Linked DNA regions of Homo sapiens: region 2 is linked to region 1. A link is a loop called in an ENCODE intact Hi-C map of the cell type or tissue named here. Cell type or tissue: chondrocyte. All regions are shown on one strand. Each heading gives the region's core, and the rest is flanking DNA. Links, peaks and the distances in the headings are about the cores only.

Region 1 (11,071 bases), core at 3,072-11,071:
AAATAACTCAGGAATGGAAAACTAAGTACTGTACGCTCTCACTTATAAGTGAGAGCTAAGCTATGGGTACACAAAGGCATACAGAGTGACAAGGGACTTTGGAAACTCAGAAGGAAGGTGGGAGGGGGAGGGATAAAAAACTACATATTGGGTACATTGTACACTACTCAGGTGATGGGGTCACTAAAATCTCAGACTTCACCACTATACAATTCATCCATGTAGCCAACAACCACTTGTACCCCCAAAAGCTACTAAAAATTTTTAAAATTAATAAAAATAAAATAAAATAAATTCTGGATAGCTAGAGGCAGAAATATTTTTCCTACATAATTGAATACTGACTCTCCTCCAACAAGGATGTGGCTTGGCTGATGCTGAATTTGGTTCAAATCAGGTAAGTGTAAGGAGACAGTACATAGAACACTAAGCTAAGTCTTGATGTGTGTCTTACATATAAAATACTTGGGGTACAGCAAAAATCTGGCTGTTTCTTAGAACCAGCAAGACCCTATTCTGCTCAGCACAGACATCTCAATGAGGAATTAGCAATGAGAAAAAAAGCACTATGAAAATATGCTGCATCTGCTCCCATCCTCTGTGGCCATCCTTTTTCTCAGAAGTTTCTGGGCCTTGACTATACCAATAAGGGTGGGGTTTGTGTGTGTACGTGTCTGTGTGTCTGTGTGTCTATGTGTTCAGTTTCCAAATCATACCTCACCTCATATACTGCAGGCAGCCGGTGTGGGTGTGTCCCCACAACTGAAAAGTAGAGTAGACAAGACAAGGTTGGAATATGGCAAGAACAAGATGACACAGAACCTTGCAGTCCACGGGAAGACATTTGCATTTTATTCCAAAGAACAATAGGGAGCTTAGAAGGGCACATGGTCTGACTTGTGCTTCATTTCTATGAACATCGCTGCTGTGCTGAAGTACGATAGAAGGGGGCATTGTGACCAGTGAGGAGTACCATTGAAGAGGGCCATGCAAGAGGTCACAGTGGCAAAGACCAAGGTGATGCAGTGAGTGAACAGAAGTGGATGGTTTAACAGATATTTGAAAGGACTTTGTGATGGACTGATGTGAGAGCAGGAAAAAGAGAAAAATAGACAATGATTTCTAGGATTTTTGCTTGAATGACTAGATACATAAGAGTGCCATTTACTGAAATGACAAACAATGTTGAGTAGAGTGGCAAATTTAGTGGGAGGAAAAATAGAGGAAATTAGGAGTTCACTTGTGACCATATTAAGTCAGTGAAATCTGTAAAGTATCCAGGTGGTGCTAAGCAGGCAATTTTATATAAGAGTCAGGAGCTCAGAGGACAGAACAGAGCTATGGATATGAATTAGGGGTTTGTCAAGACATAAATGGTGTGAAGAAAGGAAGTTTCCTATACTATTTAGAAATTGTGTTTGCTAGAATCACAAGCTTATTTTTCTCAAATAAACCTATAATGAGAAAACCAAGATAAAGTGGCTTGATGGTTTCTGACTAGAAATTGGATTTATGAATTTATGTGGAAAAGGAGTTAAGGAATAAAGTCAGTGATGTCGTTTGCAGTGTTGGTGGGCACATGGCAGCCTAAGTACATGAATGCAATCTCCTACCCTAGACATACTCTAATATATACAATGTCTTATAACACACACAAAGTGAATAAATGCAATTCCCCACAACGAATATTTAAAAGAAACTTTGCAGTAACCATAGCCTCATGGTCAAAGATTATATTCCATAGATGATTACAATAAACCTCTGTAAGAAAGAAGGGAAACATCCCAGGAAATCCCTTTACCTTTCCAGCAAATAAATCAGCCACAAATTCAATTTTACAATGAGAAGAGCAAGTATATAGAGATCTAACCTTAACAGGACTTTTAGCCCATCTAGCTAATATACTTTATTCTTTGTGCCTTTATGGTAACTATTTGTAAATATCCCTCAACTGCGTTCCTTATCTTTTGAGCAAACGATAAGGAGTAGCTCAGTGCTTCACATTCTCAAAGACACTTGTGTCAACAGTCTTTCTTCCTCTCACGATTTCCCATTAAATTATTTATCATTAAATTATATGGCCTACAATTTCAACTACAACCTTAGCCAAGGTTGACTCAAAGTGCCTTGGGCTACAATAAACTTCTCCTCTCACAATGCACTGGATGAAATCGCCTTGGGGGCAAGTATAGACATGGGAGGGAAGAAGGCTTGAAATTGAACCCGGAGGAATTCCAACATCAGAGGCCAGTTGAGGAGGGTGACACCATGAGCAGGACTGAGAGAGTGAGGTAGGAGGTATAACAGGAAAGTGTGATGTAAGAGAAGTTATGGGCATTTGTTGTTTCTGCTTCCCAGTATTCAGTCCCTTTTTTGTGGTAACAGAAACCCAAATACTCTTTAGGGGAACTGCCTTTCTCTCACTCTAAATACACGAGATTTGGGTGAGACTAATTCTCCCATAGGTCTAGGGTTGAAGAATTTGACTAAGGACTTTGCCAATCAATGTATTCCATCACTCTGGCCACAGCAGTTGCTTCAGTGATGAACACGGAGCTTAAGACAAGATAAAAGACCCAGTCTGTACTAATCCCAGGACTTGCTGGCTGAGGTGTAATTTTTCTTGCTGGGTTGGCACGTAAGTAAATGAGAGCAGAATCCATAGCAGCCATCTTGTCACCATGAGGGGAGAGTAAAGCACGTATGAGAATGGAACCAACCTGGAGAAAATGGAGCCAAGAAATAGACAAAAAGCAGTCCTAGCTACACCATCTGAGCTCTGGCATGAGACCATACCTAAAGCCACCCTCACCAGGAAAATTTGAGTATATGAGCCAATGGATTATCATTTTGCCTGGCTGCATTTGGCCTGGGTTTTTCTCATCAGCAAGAAAGTCCTAACTAATGGAGAAAGCAAGAAAAGAGACTGCTTCAAGGAGTGCTCAACTGCAGAATACACTGATTAGAGGTTTAAATGAGTCAGGAAAGTTTCCGCAGAATTTGACAACATGGAGGCCACGGGGAGCCTTGACAAGATCAGTTGCAGTGCAGGGGTGGATTAGAACCAAATTCAAGTGGTCCTGTGGATATCCTCCACGTATGTGTACAGTCATGGCTGTACAGTCATGGCTTCTAAGTGATAACGTGGAGTAGAAAGAGCCCTAGACAGAGAACCAGAAATCTGGATTCCAGACACAGCTCAGCCACTAACCAGCTATTTGACCATGGATAAATCACTTACTTAACCTGTTGGGTTTAACAGTTTCTTCATCTATCAAGTGACTACACCTGCCTGGCACCTGGGGGCCCCTTTTGCTTTAAAATTCTCAGTATTTTGCTATTTTTACCAAACTTATACTGTCCTGAAACTAAGTAGGAGAGGTCATCCAGATCCCCCCAGGTCTCATTAGCATTCTTTCCTATGCCACTAAATTAAATTCTCCTTGGCTCGATTTTCATTTCGTAGTGATTATTTTATTGAAGCCCAAATCACTGTTGTGGTTGGTTTGTGCAGAAGACAGGGTGTGCAGCCCTTGCTTCTGGCATCCCAGACTCAGGCTTTTCTCTGTGAGCATCCATGGCTGATGCTTTCCACATCTCCCCTCTGAGCTGGGGCCTCTGCACCACTTCTCCTCTTGTCATTGCTCTCACTGTTCAACAACGATACAGGTTATGGGCTCCATGGTATGTGTCCAGAAAAGTTTCACGGGCCTTTTGATCCTCTAAAATGCAAAGATTTTTGCTGATCACTTCTCATTCTTGGCAGAGTCTTCTCTGAAGAGTGTTGAATATGTGCTGCCCTTTACTTCACATCATGGGCCAATCCCATTGCAAACCAGGCACTGGCCATAGGGCAAAACATGCACAAAAGGTCAGCAGCTGTCAAAGTGCTTACCTCTTATTTAGTTCAGTTGGGAGCAGGACAAGAGGGGTTAAGTTTTCAACAGGATAACATACCGTATATATCAGCACTAACAATGAGGTTTTATTTCCCTGAGTCAGCTTTAAAAATAATGTTGACTTTTATGGTCGATACATTATAGATCACCATATTTATGTCAGAACATATTGGCAGGAAAATAAATCAATGAAAATATTAATACACGAGCCTTGTGTTTAAATGAAACCCCTTGCAACTCCACACCTTCCCCTCATATTTCACTGTAAGGCTTTCAGAGACCTCCCCATTGACATGTTTTACTGAACAGGAAATCAAGGGTTATATTCATTTTCTAAAAGTACTGTTTTTAATCTGTCTTGTATATAATCGGATTCAAAAATACACACTTTGCTCTTTTACCATAATATACATAACTGCATTCCATCATTAATAGTACTGTCAATTCAAATATATGGTTTATGCATGAACAAAATATCTCAGAGCCAAAGCTCTGACTGGCATACTATTAATAAATGAAACTCTCTGTGTTGGAGGCCAGCTTCAAATATTATATTTGCTATTCACATTTGTTTTAGAGTCATGAGAAATTTCTAAGTATGTGTTTCAGAAAGCAAGTTCATAATTTAGACATTATTTAAAAACATAAAGTGAAAAAGAAAATTTGCCCTCTTGAGTGTATCTTCTCTTTCTGCTGCTCTTCCATACATGCCATGCACCTGTTACTCACAGCCCCCTTCTGAGGGGAACTATGTTTCTGAAAGACCCTAAAGACAGAGCAACCCTGAATGTTCATCTCCATCAAGTATGCACTGCTCATTAACTCCGTGAGCCACATGACACCAGCCTCTGGCCATAGTGAAGGGGCCACCCAGCCAGTTAATATGTGTGCTGACCTACTGCCTGTGAGAGGTCTGGCTGTGCTGTCCTACCCAAACAGAAATAATGCTGACTACCTGGGCCAATCAGTGTCTTGGGAAAATTTCTTTGGCTCTGCCTGCAGTTAGTAATTTGCAACAGGAGCAGAAGACAAAGGATGCTCAGAGAGAAGGCAGAGTCAGGAGAGGCAAGGAAGAAACAGGAAGTGTTTAGAAGAAAGCAATGAAATAATAGAAGAAAGATGAAGGCATTGGTTGATAGCAGCAGAAGAGTTGCTAGGGGTAGTCTTTAAGCCCTCCCTCACCCACATATTTCATTCATCACCAAGTCATATTCATTAGCCCCCTACATACCCACCTATTCCTCATCTATCTTCCAGACTAGAGCAATAGCCTCCTAATTCATCTCCCAGTGTTCCTTGCTCTCCAAACAGCAGAGTGATATTTTTTCAATATGCAAATTTGAGCAGGTTTCTCTGTTTTTCTTACACACACACACAGAGCTGGTGAGACACACACACAAACACTAAACACTTTAGTGGTCCAAATCAATTTGATCTAAAGGGGAAAGGCTTCCCTACGGTAACACAGAATATCTTTATGACCCCAAGGTAGAGAAAGATTCTTAAACCAGATACAAAAAGTAGGACCATAAAACAAAAATTGATAATTTGGACTATATTAAAATTAAGAACTTCCAATCCTCAAAAAAAAATACATATATACCATTATGCCAGAGAAAAGGTAAGGCACAGAGTAGGAAAAAAATTATTGTAATGTGTAATGTAAAGACTTTTACCCAAAATATATTTTTAAAACTCCTAGAAATCAATAACCAAAAGATAGACAAGTCAATAGAAAAAATAACAGTAAAAAGAAACTGGAAAAATCACTTCCCATGAAACTATCCAGGGCCAGATACAGCATGAACCCTTCATCTCCCATGAAGAGGCACCCAGGAGTATGTGGGGAGGGAGGGATTAATACTTCAAAGGGCAAAAGTAAAATAGGGTCCGTGACAAAGGAAATCCTCTCTCTTTAAGTGTGTCTTCTCTTTCTGATCCTCTTCTGTTCTCACAGGATGTGCCATGCACCCGCTGTCACAGCCCCCTTTGGAGGAGAACTTTCTCAAAGCCCCTGCAGGAAGAGCAGCCCTGAAGCTCATCCAGGGAGTGTGGGCCTGGCCAGAAGGAGACAGGAGCTGCTGGATAAATGCTTCCCTCTCCTGTGCCTGAGGATATGAGGCACAATCGATTCCTGAGACACAGGAGATGCAGGTTTCAGATTCTCAGAGGACCGTCCCTTGGGATTGAGCACTCAGTTGCCTTGGGTGTGGGCCAACTCAATAATGCATCTTCAAATCCTCACATTTGGTTCTCCCGCCTTCAACAGGTCATTCCCCTGTCCCTCACTCCTGCTCCCTCGGATTACACTCTCCAATAAAACGGTAGCCCATTCAGCCTTGGCTCTGCTTTCTGGGTGACTCAGGCTAAGACAGCATGGTTCTCCCTCCTCCCCAACATGTTGAGTGTCCAGAGCTGCTGTAGATTCTTCCCCCGCCAGCACCACCCTCCCACCCCAGAAATCCTATAGCAACAAGAAAGCTCTGATGGTGGGCAGCACACCAGGGTGTTAGCACTGTAAGTAGCATTTTCCAGGCAGGCTGTCAGGGGAACATGCTGCCTGAGGGTAAGACCAGATCAAAGGAGGGGTCCTGGGATACAGCCCCTACTCTGCAGATGCCTTAGGCAACTTTGCCACGACTCCTGGAGCCCCCGGCTCTGCAACTGATATCTTATCTTGCCCCAAACCAAACCAGCTTTTTACATTTCTTCATACACAGCACACAGGAAAGACTCAGTCATGATGCATTTAAAGATCTTTGATGCTAAATGAAAGTAAAAGGAAAAAGATTTTTTCAAAATCCCCTTTCAGAGTCCTGAGCCTAGAGGCAGTGATGGGCTTTCACAACTACAGGACAATATAGCTACAGCTATTTTTACCACATCATTAATTGAGTTTAAAAATTCTGATTTCAGAGTCAATTTGGGGTATCACACAAATGTACATACGGATTAAAAAGAGAAAGGTAGTAATTATTTTTCCAGAGTCACACTGATTTCAGAGCAGCCACCTTCTCTGCTGTGACAATACAAGTTTCCCAATCACTCCCTGTTTACACAAAGTTGAACTTGTGTCAGATCCTTGTAAACAGAACACAAAAATGTGCAAGCTGCTGTACAAATTAATTATTGAAATTAAGTACTCACTGTCTCTAGAAAGTCTTCTAAATTATTTAAAGAACCCAATTTGCTTTGATTGTGAAAAAATAAAAGCCCTTGGATTCCCATATTTCAGGACAATTCAAACATGGAAGAGGGGCCCAGGTACAGAGAAAATGTAAGCCTACGTTGTAAAAATATAATACAAAATCATTAAAAAGCTAACATCAGTGCCGTTTATGATCAGACTCAAGGTATATCTTAAACTGAGTATAGGGTTGCTATGTGTCTACAGCCATGCCACCTTAAATGCGCCTGATATCAGAAGCCAAGCAGGGTTGGGCCTGGTTAGTACTTGGATGGGAGAGGGGTCTCACTCTTGTCAGTTTTTATTTTAATATTATATATTATCTTTCTTTTTATTATCTCCAGATCATGCTTTTTGAGCTAGGGTTCTGTCATCTATGACAGAGGTGCTATATCTAGTGACTTGAGAGATGACTTGCTATTTTATTTCCATGTCTTTCTTCTTCCAGGTGGTGGTGACAGGCACTGGAGGGACAAGTAGGTAAGAAAACATTCCCCGGAAATCTGGGAACTTGCTGAATCTTTGCTTTGTAAAAAGTCCAGGCTTTCCCCAAATCACCACAGACATGACTTCTACTTAACCTCTCTGAACCTCAGTTTCCTCAGCTGTAAAATGGGGGAAAGGTGCCTGCCATGCCTATCTCACGGGATAGTCTGAAGAATCATCCCAACAGGCAGCTTTCAACTGGCTACACTCTATTCCTTTGTGTGAACCTAACATAGTAACTGCAGACAACAGACCAATAGGAGATTCTTTGATCGGTGGGATTTTTTTACATGTCTTCAATGAATCATATCTCTTTCACAGCTGCTATACCTGGACAAGACCCTAATTCTGGCTTCCATTTCTGGGGTTGAGGCGGGGCAGCAGGTAGCGGGAGGGATTGTAACCTGTTGGTCTTTATTGCCACCTAGTGGTCAGGTGGACAAATAACATCAAGTTATCCAGTGGATTTGAAGCACGTTAGAAAATTAATTCCAAAAAAACCACCTGCTACTTTAATCCACCACCTAATTAATTGTACACAGGGGGCCCCCCTTATATAAACCTGTTAAAAATCAAGTAATTATGCTGTGATGTAAATAAGTCCCTAGTTCATCTTTGCAAATTAAGAATTGTACATATGAATCAAGTTATTATTTTTAAAAACTTATAAAAACAAACTTTTACTGTCTGAAGGCATTTATGAGACTCCATCAAATGGTTTCATTTGTTCAAGATATTCTCCAGATGGAGATAAAATATTAAATGCTAAAGTCAACTCACAGATTTAAATCCATGTGTTCACATGGCAGAGAGAGCAAGCTTTCTGGTGTCCCTTTGTTTCTGTTTTGTTGTTGTTGTTGTTGCTGTTGTTGTTTTCCCTGAGACGGAGTCTCACTCTGTCTCCCAGGCTGGAGTCCAGTGGCACAATCTTGGCTCACTGCAACCTCTGCCTCCCGGGTTCAAGCAATTCTCCTGCCTCAACCTCCCGAGTAGCTGGGATTTCAGGCGCTCGCCAACACGCCCTGCTAATTTTTGTATTTCTAGTAATGATGGGGTTTCATCATGTTGGCCAGGCTGGTCTCGAACTCCAGACCTGAAATGATCCTCCCACCTCTACTTCCCAAAGAGCTGGGATTACAGGCATGAGCCACCGTGCCCAGCCAGTGTTCCTTTTAATAAGAACACCAATCATATCAGATTAGGCCCCATCCTTATGACCTCAGTTAACCACAATTACTTTCTTACTCCAAATACAGTCACGTTGGGGTTAGGGCTTCAACATATGAATCAGTGGTGGATAAAATTGGGTCCACAGACAGTAACAGACAGGGATAAAGTGACCCTGTCCATCCTGGGGTAGCAAAGCCACACCTGCCCTCCCACCCAGCCACATAAACCAAAGAGCTCAGGTCTCCAGGTTACCACTGTCTCTAAAAGAGGCAGAGGGAAGAGAGGGAAAGAGAAAATGTGTGGGTTCTCTCCCTCGTGGCAGCCCTGTGGGGCACTTGCCTCTCTTCTAGGTAATTCTCACAGCAGTCTCCCCAGAAAGGGATTGTCTCATTTTACAACAGCTGAGGAAATCATGGCTCAGAGATATGGTGAGCGCTTTAGAAGGCATACTTGTTCCTGGCACAGGTGGGATTTGAGCACTTCTCACTACCCCAAAACAGTCCTTTGAAGGGCATTAGCCCATGGGCCAGATCAGAGTACTGCCTACTAGACTAGGGGTCCTAATAGGCCCTAGAGGATTCTCTGACCCTCAATCTCCTCATCATAAAACAGGGGTAATAATGTTTTGCTCACAAGGTTGTTCTGAGGATTAAGTAAGATCATGTGGGTGGACTGCCAGACCCAAGCCAGTGCTAAATCATGGTGGATTCCCGCCTCGGCTTCCCTCCAAGAGCCAACACGGAGATGGGAAGGCAGCTTCACCAGAAATTACTAAGCATTTTCCAGCCCCCCAGATGAACAAATTATAGGGTACAAAATGAATGAAAACAGCTTTTTTACTCGCCCAGCCATAAAAACTTTGCTCTCCAGATTTTAAAGCCAGGGAGCAGGGTGGTGAGCCCCTCAGCAGGCTGAGGCATGGAAAGCCACCGTCCCCTGCACCAACCTCATGGAGAGCCACTGTCCCCCGCACCAACCTCAGAACTCCAGTCCTCAGCCTGGTGCTCACCTCAGACCCTCACCACCCACACAGTCATCAACATTGTAGAGCTCAGACACACCCTCAACTCATCTGGCTCATGCCTCACATCCAATGAGGCCCGTCACTCCTGCCTCAGCAGCATCTCCTGCTCTGCATCCACCCTGCATGGGCTTGCTTGGGATGCTGGTCATTTGTCACCTGCGTGCACTTCAACAGCCCCACACTGGTCTGACCAGTCACTCTCTCTGTTCCAGGCCCAGGACCATATTGCCATCTATACTTCCTATACAGATACAGGAGAGGGGATTTGCTATGGGAGTTGGCTTGAGCAGTTATGGGGCCGAGAAGTCCGACGATATGCCATCTGCCAGCGGGGGAAGCAGGGATGCCGGCGGTGTGGCACATTCTGAGTCAAAAGGCCTCAGAATCAGGGGATCCAATGGTGTAACTGTCTGAGGCTGAAGGCCTGAGAACCCAGAGGGCAGATGGTGCAGGTCCCAGAGTCCAAATGCCAGTGAACCTGGAGTTCTGATGTCCAAGGGCAGGAGAAGAGTGTCCCAGCTCCAGCAGAAACAGTGAATATGCTTTTCCTCTGCCTTTTTTTTCTATCCAGGCCCTCAACCTGATTGGATGGTGCCCGCTCACACTGGGTGAGGGTGGCTCTTCCTTACTCGGTCCACTGACTCACAGGCTAATCTCTGTCAGAAACACCTTCAAAGGCATACCCAGAAATAACACTTTACCAGCTACCTGGGTATCCCTTAACCCGGTCAAGTTGATACCTGAAACTAACCATCACAGTAGCCATATTCCATCACTGTCCTGCTAAGACATCCTCCTTACAGCGGCTGACTCTCCTGCCCTCCCTGGACACACTGTGCCCTTTCGGCTTCCATTCCCTTGGGTGTGCAGTCCCCCTACCCAATGCCTCTCACCCGTCTCTGCTAGCAAGCTCATGTTTCTTCTCCCAAGCAGTTCAAATGCTGCCTATTCTAAGAAGCCTGCCCTCAATTCCCTCAGGGGAGAATTGGCTGTATCCTGCTGATTTTCACAGCACTTTGTTGACCATTTTTCACATCATTTTACAATCAGCTGTATCCATTTATGTCTTCCCCCACCAGACTGTGAGTTCCTGGAAAGCAAGAGCTGTGTCTTATTCATCTTCATGTTCCCAGTGCCTGACTCAACAAATGCTCAATAAATGTTGATTGACAGAGTTAATTAAGTCTCTGTTTCTTTGGTTCTGTCTATACCATAGTTTGCAGGCAACACTCAACTTATCCCCAAAATTACCTAACTTATGCTTTTCTCTCTTCCCTTGTTTTAACCTGTCTTTCTAAATATTAA
Region 2 (11,115 bases), core at 1,924-9,923, 740 kb before region 1:
GGAAGTGGGGAAAAATTGTGGCAAATGTACGTTCAGAGGTACTTTCCCCAATAAAGCAGAGAAGGAAGGAGAGCCTTGGCAGCACAACACCTTGGAGATTACAGATTTTCATGGATCCCTTCTGTTCAAGTCAAAAAAGAATGGGAAATGAGGGATAAAAAGATCCCATTTCAGTTCAGTAGAACCCATACAAGGCAACAATTCTGTTTTAAGGTCTCTGGGATAGCAGCTGAGTACTTCAACTTGTGTTTGCTGCAGATGTGAGAAAGGGATTTGACCAGACCCCAAGCAGACTAAAAGCAAGCTGGGCCAAAGATAATCCACACTCAATTTCTTTCTTTCTTTCTTTTTTTTTTTTTGAGGGTCTTCTTTTTTTGAGGGCCCTCCACATTTTTTAGTTTTAATTTTAATTTTTTTTATTTTAAGTTCGGGGATACATGTGCAGAAAGTGCAAGTTTGTTACACAGGTATACATGTGCCATGGTGGTTTGCTGCACCTCTCAACCCTTCATCTATGTTTTAAGGCCTGTATGCATTAGGTATTTGTCCTAATGCTCTCCCTCCCCTTGACCCCAACCCCCCGACAGGCCTTGGTGTGTGATGTTCCCCTCCCTGTGTTCATGTGTTCTCATTGTTCACCTCCCACTTATGAGTGAGAACATGTGGTGTTTGGTTTTCTGTTCCTGTGCTAGTTTGCTGAGAATGATGGCTTTCAGATTCATCCATGTCCCGGAAAAGGACACAAACCCATTCTTTTTTATGGCTGCATAGTATTCCATGGCATATATGTGCCACATTTTCTGTATCCAGTCTATCATTGATGGGCATTTGGGTTGCTTCCATGTCTTTTCTATTGTAAATAGTGCTGCAATAAGCATATGTGTGCATGTGTCTTTATAGTAGCATGATTTATAATCCTTTGGTTATATACCCAGTAATGGGATTGCTGGGTCAAATGGTATTTCTGATTCTAGATCCTTGAGGAATCGCCACACTGTATTCCACAATGGCTGAACTAATTTACACTCCCACCAGCAGTGTAAAAACATAGTGTTGGAAGTTCTGGCCAGGGCAATCAGGCAAGAGAAAGAAATAAAGGGTATTCAAATAGGAAGAGAGGAAGTCATATTGTCTGTTTGTAGATGACATGACTATATATTTAGAAAACATGCTCAATTTCTATTGGCAAATACTAGGTCAGGCTCTAGGAATCCGAAAGTTCAGAATATCATTTGGGGGTCTTTACTAGGGTGCAAAAAGTTATATCCTCTAACAAACAAGAGCAGAAACCATAAGGAGAGGCTTTGTTTTAAAAGAAAACAGGATGAGGGTTAAAAAGGGCTATGAGTAAAAGAAGCCAAGTATGCAAGGAAAGTAAGAATGGGAGGTGGAATAAAAATTCATATTGAAGACATCAACATCTGAGTTCAAATGATAAAATCAAGTCCTGGACAAACTTAGGAAGCTTCCCCAGGATGCAGAAGAAAGGAAAGACAAATAAAAATGAGGTTGAGAAAACTGTAAACACAGAGGACAATAAATGGAACTCCAACCTAAATCTCTATGTTTACAAGTAAACTGGAAGAGTTAGAAATAAAAGAGTAATCAAAGTCATCATTACAGGAAACTTTCCTGAGCTAAACACTTTTTTCAGCTGATTGAGATATGCAGCTGAAAAGGCTACACAGGGAGAGGGATTTAACACACCATGCATAGAGATGGAGTTGAGTGCAGGTAAGGACCAGGACTGCTTTATTTTTATTTATTTTTTTCAAGATGGTGTCTCGCTTTGTTGCCCAGGCTGGAGTGCAGTGGCACAATTTCAGCTCACTGCAACCCCTGTCTCCTGGGTTCAAGCGATTCTTCTGCATCAGCTTCCCAAGTAGCTGGGACTACAGGTGTGCGCCACTGTGCCCGGCTAATTTTTGTATTTTTAGCAGAAATGGGGTTTCACCATGTTGGCCAGGCTGGTCTCGAACTCCTGACCTCAAGTGTTCCTCCCACCTTCGCCTCTGAAAGTGCTGGGACTGTGACTGCTTTAGGTGAATGAAAAGCTCTACTGGTTTGGTTCTTTAATGCGCTGGGCTGGGGTGGGTTAGGGTTTGACTTTGAAATGTGGCAGAGCTGTGCCAGATTCTGAGACACGTCAGAGCTGGTGAACCTTTGCCTTGACCTTGTTCCTGACCTGCAGTCTGGTCATGTATCTGCCCACCCTCTTCTTCTACCCTGAGCCAACACTTTTCAGCAAAGCATGGGGCCCCTCCTCCCAGGGCTGCGAGATTTAGCAAAGAAAAGCACAGGATTCCTAACTAAACTTGAATTTCAGATAAATTGGGACATATATTAAAAAATTATTTATGTGAAATTAAATTTGAAATCTGTATTTTATCTAGCCACCCTACTCTCTCACTTGCTCATACTTTTTCCTAACACTTGCCTTCATTTTCTTCCTTTCTCAGACTCTTGTATACATACTTGAAGGTTTTTTGGTTCACTTGTTGATATTTGGGCTAGCACTAACTTGAAAAATTCTGACATCTAATGAGACAGAATATTGCTCAGTAAACATAAACATTTCTTCACAGTATAGTCCCTTTTGTATCAGGTCCTATGGAGGCTTTTATACAATTTCTAATTTTGTCATGAAATTTCTGCCAAAGCCTGTCCTCAGAATCCATACTCTTGGTTAACAGAACGCTTAGTACACATGTGTAAAGTTTAGCTAAGGAAATAGACATCTATTTAAAATTATACCACAGCCAATATCATACTGAATGGGCAAAAACTGGAAGCATTCCCTTTGAAAACTGGCACAAGACAGGGATGTCCTCTCTCACCACCCCTATTCAACATAGTGTTGGAAGTTCTGGCCAGGGCAATCAGGCAGGAGAAAGAAATAAAGGGTATTCAGTTAGGAAAAGAGGAAGTCAAATTGTCCCTGTTTGCAAATGACATGACTGTATATCTAGAAAACCCCATCGTCTCAGCCCAAAATCTCCTTAAGCTGATAAGCAACTTCAGCAAAGTCTCAGGATACAAAATCAATGTGCAAAAATCACAAGCGTTCTTATCCACCAATAACAGACAAACAGCCAAATCATGAGTGAACTCGCATCCACAATTGCTTCAAAGAGAATAAAATACCTAGGAATCCAACTTACAAGGGATGTGAAGGACCTCTTCAAGGAAAACCACAAACCACTGCTCAGCGAAATAAAACAGGACACAAATGAATGGAAGAACATTCCATGCTCATGGGTAGGAAGAATCAATGTTGTGAAAAATGGCCATACTGCCCAAGGTAATTTATAGATTCAGTACCATCCCCACCAAGCTACCAATGACTTCCTTCACAGAATTGGAAAAAAACTACTTTAAATTTCATATGCAACCAAAAAAGAGCCCACATTGCCAAGACAATCCTAAGCCAAAAGAACAAAGCTGGAGGCATCACGCTACCTGACTTCAAACTCTACTACAAGGCTACAGTAACCAAAACAGCATGGTACTGGTACCAAAACAGATATAGACCAATGGAACAGAACAGAGCCCTCAGAAATAATGCCACACATCTACAACTATATGATCTTTGACAAACCTGACAAAAACAAGAAATGGGGAAAGGATTCCCTATTCAACAAATGGTGCTGGGAAAACTGGCTAGCCATATGTAGAAAGCTGAAACTGGATCTCTTCCTTACACCTTATACAAAAATTAATTCAAGATGGATTAAAGACTTAAATGTCAGACCTAAAACCATAAAAACCCTAGAAGAAAACCTAGTCAATACCATTCAGGACATAGGCATGGGCAAGGACTTCATGTCTAAAACAGCAAAAGCAATGGCAACAAAGCCAAAATTGACAAATGGGATCTAATTAAACTAAAGAGCTTCTGCACAGCAAAAGAAACTACCATCAGAGTGAACTGGCAACCTACAGAATGGGAGAAAATTTTTGCAATCTACTCATTTGACAAAGGGCTAATACCAGAATCTACAAAGAACTCAAATAAATTTACAAGAAAAAAAACAACCTCATTCAAAAGTGGGCAAAGGATATGAACATACACTTCTCAGAAGAAGACATTTATGCAGCCAACAGACACATGAAAAAATGCTCATCATCACTGGCCATCAGAGAAATGCAAATCAAAATCACAATGAGATACCATCTTACACCAGTTAGAATGGTGATCATTAAAAAGTAAGGAAACAACAGGTGCTGGAGAGGATGTGGAGAAATAGGAACACTTCTACACTGTTGGTGGTACTGTAAACTGGTTCAACCATTGTGGAAGACAGTGTGGTGATTTCTCAGGGATCTAGAACTAGAAATACCATTTGACCCAGCCATCCAATTACTGGGTATATACCCAAAGGATTATAAATCATGCTGCTATAAAGACACATGCACACGTATGTTTATTGTGGAACTATTCACAATAGCAAAGACTTGGAACCAACCCAAATGTCCATCAATGATAGACTGGGTTAAGAAAATGTGGCACATATACACCATGGAATACTATGCAGCCATAAAAAAGGATGAGTTCATGTCCTTTGTAGGGACATGGATGAAGCTGGAAACCATCATTCTCAGCAACTAACACAGGGACAAAAAACCAAACACCACATGTTCTCACTCACAGGTGGGAATTGAACAATGAGAACACTTGGACACCGGAAGGGGAACATTACACACTGGGTCCTGTTGTGGGGTGGGGAAAGGGGGGAGGGATAGCATTAGGAGATATACCTAATGTAAATTATGAGTTAAGGGGTGCAGCACACCAACATGGCACATGTATACATATGTAACAAACCTGCACGTTGTGCACGTGTACCCTAGAACTTAAAGTATAATAAAAATAAAAAAGTTATGTATTCACGTCAAATGTCTGGAAAAATTTCTCCAAAATGTTAGCAGTGATTGCCTCTGGGTAATAAGTCTTTTTTTTTTTTAAAGCAATTGTTTAGTTTTTTATTCATCTTGTTCTACATTTTTGAAGTGTTAACATGAGAATAAAACATTTCATAATAAATAATAAAGATACTTTCGTTTAAAAGAAAATTGTATTTCAAGATGATACATAATTCAAAAGTCTTGCTAGTAACTCTTAAACTTGATTGTGCATCAGAATCACATGAGGAGCTCTTAAAAATTACGAACTGCTTTCCAGGTTTTATCTCTTAGTTAATGAATCAGACTGTCTATCACTAGACCCAGGAGTCAGTATTTTGGAAAAGCTTCCCAGGTGGTTCTGATGGAGTCTGAGTGGCATCTGCCCTTGGACTGGCATTCAGCAGCCAGAGACTTAGAAACAAACAGCACGTGCAGTTTTAGATTTCCCAGGTGTGGAGAGAAGCTTCCTCTCTCTGCTGACACGTATATGATAGCCCTAATGAGGATAAATAACTACCTTTCTAAAGTTACCTGCTGCCAAGTAAATTTCCTAATTGCCATGGAACCTTTAGTTGGGCCGCTTTGTTTATTTTGACAAGAGCTGCTAAAGTATTTTAAAAGGAACACTTGGAATCTGTGATGGAAGGACTTCAGGCCTCATCATTCCAGCAGAGGGCAGCAGCCATGGGGTCTGCAGAGAAAAGCCCTGGACCATCCTCAGGCCTAGCATGGAAATTGGATCTTTCCTTTTTCTAGCCAACCCAGGGGCAGAGGCAGGAAATGAGATAAGCAAGTTAAAATCATCCTGGGTGACACGGAGGCTGAGCCTTATAGCATCCTCAGGGATCTGCTGTGATGCCATCCATTTGTAAGATGCTACGTTTAAATATTAAGAAAATGTTTTCTGGATACAGCATTTAATACAATGAGACAGAAGCAGGAGGAAAGAATAGGGTTAAAGGATTCACTAGGATGGTCAGGCAGCTGTAAAGGCAATTTGCATTCTTTCTGCATTCTTTCAATTCTAAGCATAGCGTTTTTAAAAATTTGCTTTTATTGTTGGGTCCTGACTGCATATGAAAATAAGGGTCCAGTCACTGAGGCAAAGCTGGTTCATCCTTCCAGCTTCAAACCTAGAGGAAGGGGACATAGCCCAGCAACCTTTGCTCCCCTGCTGGTGCTGCTCTTTATCTTTTGGGGAAGGCAGCAGGACAGCTGGAGAAATAGACATCCCTGTGGCCAAAACCACCTAGGGACGAATGTCCTTATCATTCAGTTTCCCTTATCTGATCCCTTACACATTTTTTTTTTTCCAATTGCAAATCCTCAGGCTTATCTAGCAGATTTAAGTTGAGGAAAAACCAAAGCTTATTAATTTATTTCTGGAGTTTCAAGGGACTGTTTAGTTATCTTAGAGCTGAATGTAACAGCCAGCCTGAAACTTACATTCTTCTCCATCCATCCATCCATCCATTCATCCATCCATCCAATAATATTATGCTAGGCACTAGGTAGGTAGGGATGATGAACAAGAAAGGATTCCCCTTTAAAAATTTTTTTCCAGCCTAGCAGGGAAGATATAACTATTAAAATTATGATAAAACATTCTAAATGCTAAAACATAGGTAAGACTTATTAATTTTGAAATGGTTTTATTAGATATAGTATAGCTGTTAAGAGTTATACTATAGGGTCAGATTGCTAATTCAAGTTCTATCTCTTTCATATACTTTCTGTGTGAACCTGGGCAAATATTAATCTTTCTGTGCCCCCATTCCTCATTTATAAAAGATGGATAAGTGTGCTATGTAATAAGTTTCTTAGGAGAATTAAATTAGTTAATATGTATTTATTTGAAAAACTCAGAAATCACAACCTGAAAGGCAAAAATACAATTAAACAGGGAGTTTACACAAACAGTTCTAACTTCTGCCCAACATCATTCTTGAACATTTTCTCTACCTTTTATCTCCATCCTTCCAAGTAGCACATGGAACAACATGAAAATGGAACAACAGGAAAATAATGGTAGGAGAATTGGCTCTAAGAAACGAATCTCCTGTGAAAGAAAATTACCAAGTTGTCTCTGGAATAGTGTTTTTATCCCTTTTAAGGTCATGGATTCCTTTGAGTATTCATTCACTGATTTAATAATTACTTAGTGAGTACCTACTCTGTGTTAAATGTTATTCCAGGCACTCAGAACAAAGCAAAGATTGTTGCCCTTGTGGAGTTAATATTCTGAGAGGCAGGGAGTTAGACAAGCAAAAACCATAATACAGAAGTCAATTATCTAGTATACAGGAGGTGACATGTTTTAGAAAAACAAAAAGCAGGAAAGAGAGGGTCAGAAGTGCTGGTAGATGCGGTGGGGCAGGGTGTAATTTAAAATAGGGTGGCCGGGGTAGAACTCATTGAGAAGGTAACATTTGAGCAAGGATATAAAGAAGGTAAGGGAATTGGCTGCACACATATCTGAGGGAAGTGTTTGAAGTCTGGGAGGTGTTAGTGCAAAGGTCCCAAGTCAGGGAATGCCTGGGGTGTTACAAGGAGGTCAGTGTGGTTAGGGCTGAGTGAGACAGGGAGTGGTAGGGGATGAGAGCAAACTACCTAGGAAAGCCACCCATCGTTTCTTTGGAGCAGTGATTCCCATACTTCAGCATGCATCAGGGCTTACTGAAACACAGGCTGTGGTAGTCCCATCCCAGAGTTTCTAACATTTCTAACAAATTCCCAGGTGATATTGATGTTGCTGGTTAGGGGACCACACACTGAGAACCTCTCATCTAATACATAGTTACACAATGATACGTATGTTTTGATGGTATTGCTGGGCCCCTAAAGTCTGTCCTGGACTTCAGTTTAGGAATCCTCTAGTAAAAAGCATGGTATTTGACCTGTAACTCCGGCTAGAAAAATTCCTGATAATGTTCCTGATTAAACTTCTTAACCACAATGATGGCTGTTTAGCTCTGCTGTATGTGTGTTTTACTTTCATTGAATAAGAATTTGTGGAGTACTTTGTTACAAACACAAATTTGAGCTTCTTGAAAGATAACGTTAAATAGCACTAGAAACCTTTCCACAGGGCACATAATTGGCTTGACATATTACCTTTTAAAATAGCATGTGACTCTGTCCATGTCTCAAGACGGGAAGATTAAAGACCCGGAGTTCCGCAGTGTATCCTCATCAGGATGGTACCCATAAATTAAGAAGGAGCCAACAAATCCCCTAGACTTCTAAATAACAAAAGGGTTTTTTGACTGTTTTTAAAGAGAAGCTGAAGCAGCACTCAAAGAACCAAAATGACCTGGCAAGTACCTGTCGTGAAGAGATAGTGGGGAGAATATTAAGTGAAAAGAGGGAAATGTGAAAGCTAGAATCAGATAGCTTAATCAGTGCAAGATGAGGTCTGAATTATGTGCAACCTACTTTGTATTTACTTGGTTTTGCAAATTAGATTGGAGTTTGATCTATAGGCTGGACAAGAGCAATTGTGCATTTCTGGGATACCTCAGAGAATAAGTACTCAGCGAGAGAATAAAGAGCCGATTGGCATGTTAAGAATGCAAATGATGAGGACACAGAAATGCTCCAAGGAGCAAGAGAGGACAACTGGGCAGTGAATAAAAACATGCACAAAACTAACGTAATCATTGCCTTATGATACTTACTGTTCCTACCATGGAGAAGGTTAAGCAGCCAAAAGATTCATTGACTCAAAGATACTGATTTCCAAAGATGACTAAGGCATATCAGGCCTTAGAGGGACTTAAATTATGAAGCAGTGGCTCATATTTTGAAGCAATTACCATGTCATTTTCAGACACATGTTTCTTTTCAGTTTTCTGTGTTTTCTTATGCTCTGGGTTTGGAGACAGTGCACCTTTTCCAGCTGAAGTCAAAGTGACTATACACTATCCATTTCAGTTAAACCCACATCTCAAATAAATGTCTATAATGTTTAGCGGATATTCTCCTTGTCAAAATAAATAGTGGAGCGTTTCTTTTAAAATAGGATTGTCTTTTGTAACAGTATAATCATAGGAGTATAATTTTCTAGTTAAAGCAATATTTAATAAATTGGACTGCTTTGTGGGTCTCAAATATTCACTGACAGGAAGTCAGATTGGTGATAGGGAAAAGTTGCTAAACTTAATGCTATGACATGTGAGTTAGTCTTTGTTGGGTTTCATGGTTGTGTTGCCTTAGAAAAGTCACTTACATACCCTAGAAAATCCGTGAAATGATTGCAGTTAAGCAGTTGTTAGAAGGTCAAATGTGATAGGTTGTGTAAATTTAATTTTAAATCCTAACATGTGGTACAAGTGTTTGATATTAGTATTATCTATACTTGAGGTTGAAATTTACATCATTTTTTCAGAAATGTTGCTGGAGGATACAAAAGCTTTTAAATAAATGAACTATTTACAGATCAACAAAATACTGTATTAAGAGTAAAATTGAGTTAACCAATTTTTGTGCTTATTGATTAAAATTGAATATAGGCCCTTGTATCAGAAAAGAACAATTACCAACTATATTAATTAACACTAATTTGCATTTAGTGGGGTGTCCTGAATTAATTTCCATGAGTTAAGAATAACGGATATTTTTGAATGTGTGTGTGTGTGTGTGTGTGTGTGTGTGTGTATATATATATTTCAGTTGCGTGTCTTATATTTACAGGCATACCTCAGAGATATTGAGTTTGGTTCCAGACCACTGCAATAAAAGAAATATCACAATTAAGCTAATTATATATATTTTTTAGTTTCCCAGTGCATATAAAAGTTATGTTTATACTGCAGTCTATTAAGTGTGCAATAGCATTATATCTTAAAAAACCTAATGTACGTACTTTAATTTCAAAATACTTATTGCTTAGAAACATACTCAGGCTGCCTGGCAAAAGTAAAATTATTAAAAAAAATACTTTATTGCTAAAAAATGCTAACAATCATCCGAGCCTTCAGATGGCTGGGTGTGGTGGCTCATCCCATCCTAACACTTTGGGAGGCCGAGGCAGGAGGATCACTTGAGTCCAGGAATTCAAGACCAGCCCTGGCAACATAGTAAGACATCATTTCTATTAAAAATAAAAAAAAAATAAGCCAGACATGGTGGCCCAAGCCTGTAGTCCCAGCTACTCAGGAGGTGGGAGATTTCTTGAGCCGGGAAGACTGAGGCTGTAGTGAGCTATGATCATACCACTGCACTTCAGCCTGGGGAACAGTGAGACCCTGTCTCAAAAACAAGACAAAACAAAAACAAAAAAACCCAACAACAAACAAAAAACCAACAACATAAAAAAAACCTATCTAGATCATAGACTGAATTTTGGCTTTGTATCTGGATTTTGACTTCACAAATAACACTCAAAGTATTTTAAAATAGAAGGCTAAGTATTATGTAAATATAACTCATGATTCAGTTTTAATTATATACTAAAATTATTTCTCCAATTGTGAAGATTTCGTATAGGGAAAAGACCCCTCAACTCTTCAGCAATATTTTCTATATAGACACAGCTTCATAAAAAGAAAAAATGAGACCTATGTGATTATACTGTTTATAGAATAATTTTTTCATTAAAACTTTCATTTTGAGATAATTGGAGATTCACATTCATTGATCTATATGTTTACCCTTCTGCCAATATCACAATATCCTGATTACTGTAGATTTGAAATCAGGTAGACTTTACTTGTAGTCTTGAAATCAGGTAGACTTTACTTTCCTTTTAAAAATGGTTTTAGATATTTGAGTTCCTTTCCCTTTCCATATAAATTTTAGACTGCTCTCCCCTTCTCTGTAGAGGGGTGGATAGTCAGGCTTTTCACATGGTGTCCTCTGATATCATGGGGGAGGCTATTTACCTCTTAGCGAGGGTGAGAATTACTGCATCTTATTTGGCTTCCTCTAACACCACCCTTGCGTTTGGCTCCCCACTTGGTCTTTGCTGGCGCGGGTGGGCATAGTATTAGGCTGAAGTAGAAAGGTTATTGTCTAAAAGTTTTCTCTTATAGGCTACTGTTTGCTGTTCTTTTAGCTAGAGAGAACAAGCTTTTGTTGAGCCTTTTCTGTGCCCACACCCATTGGTGGTTTTTGGTTGCCAGCTTCTTCAGCTCCAAGTCTGAAATGTATGAGACAAACAGAAAATCCAGGAAACTCAACACTGTCATTCTGTGGGTCCTGAAGTCCCTA

The links. Peaks named below come from ENCODE experiments on the same cell type or tissue, not always from the same donor. Only the 100,000 strongest peaks of a DNase experiment are listed, where the experiment ranks them.
Region 2: a loop joins it to region 1, with 4 times the contacts of the local background. A loop is called at or near these places in 6 of 110 quality-filtered maps.

The regions. Positions count from the first base shown.
Region 1 is chr3:158,842,872-158,853,942 of GRCh38, reverse strand. No RefSeq gene overlaps it. Among named protein-coding and RNA genes, the nearest start is that of MFSD1, 46 kb to the right of the region's middle. RefSeq lists enhancers at 6,325-6,394, 6,565-6,614, 7,769-8,063. In chondrocyte, for the core only: CTCF peaks have their summits at 7,748 and 7,977 (motif pointing left); no DNase peak of the experiment used is centred there.
Region 2 is chr3:159,581,234-159,592,348 of GRCh38, reverse strand. All of the region lies in intron 4 of IQCJ-SCHIP1 (IQCJ-SCHIP1 readthrough), which reads right to left. All of the region lies in intron 1 of SCHIP1 (schwannomin interacting protein 1), which reads right to left. Among named protein-coding and RNA genes, the nearest start is that of IQCJ-SCHIP1-AS1, 180 kb to the left of the region's middle. In chondrocyte, for the core only: CTCF peaks have their summits at 5,371 and 5,575 (motif pointing right); no DNase peak of the experiment used is centred there.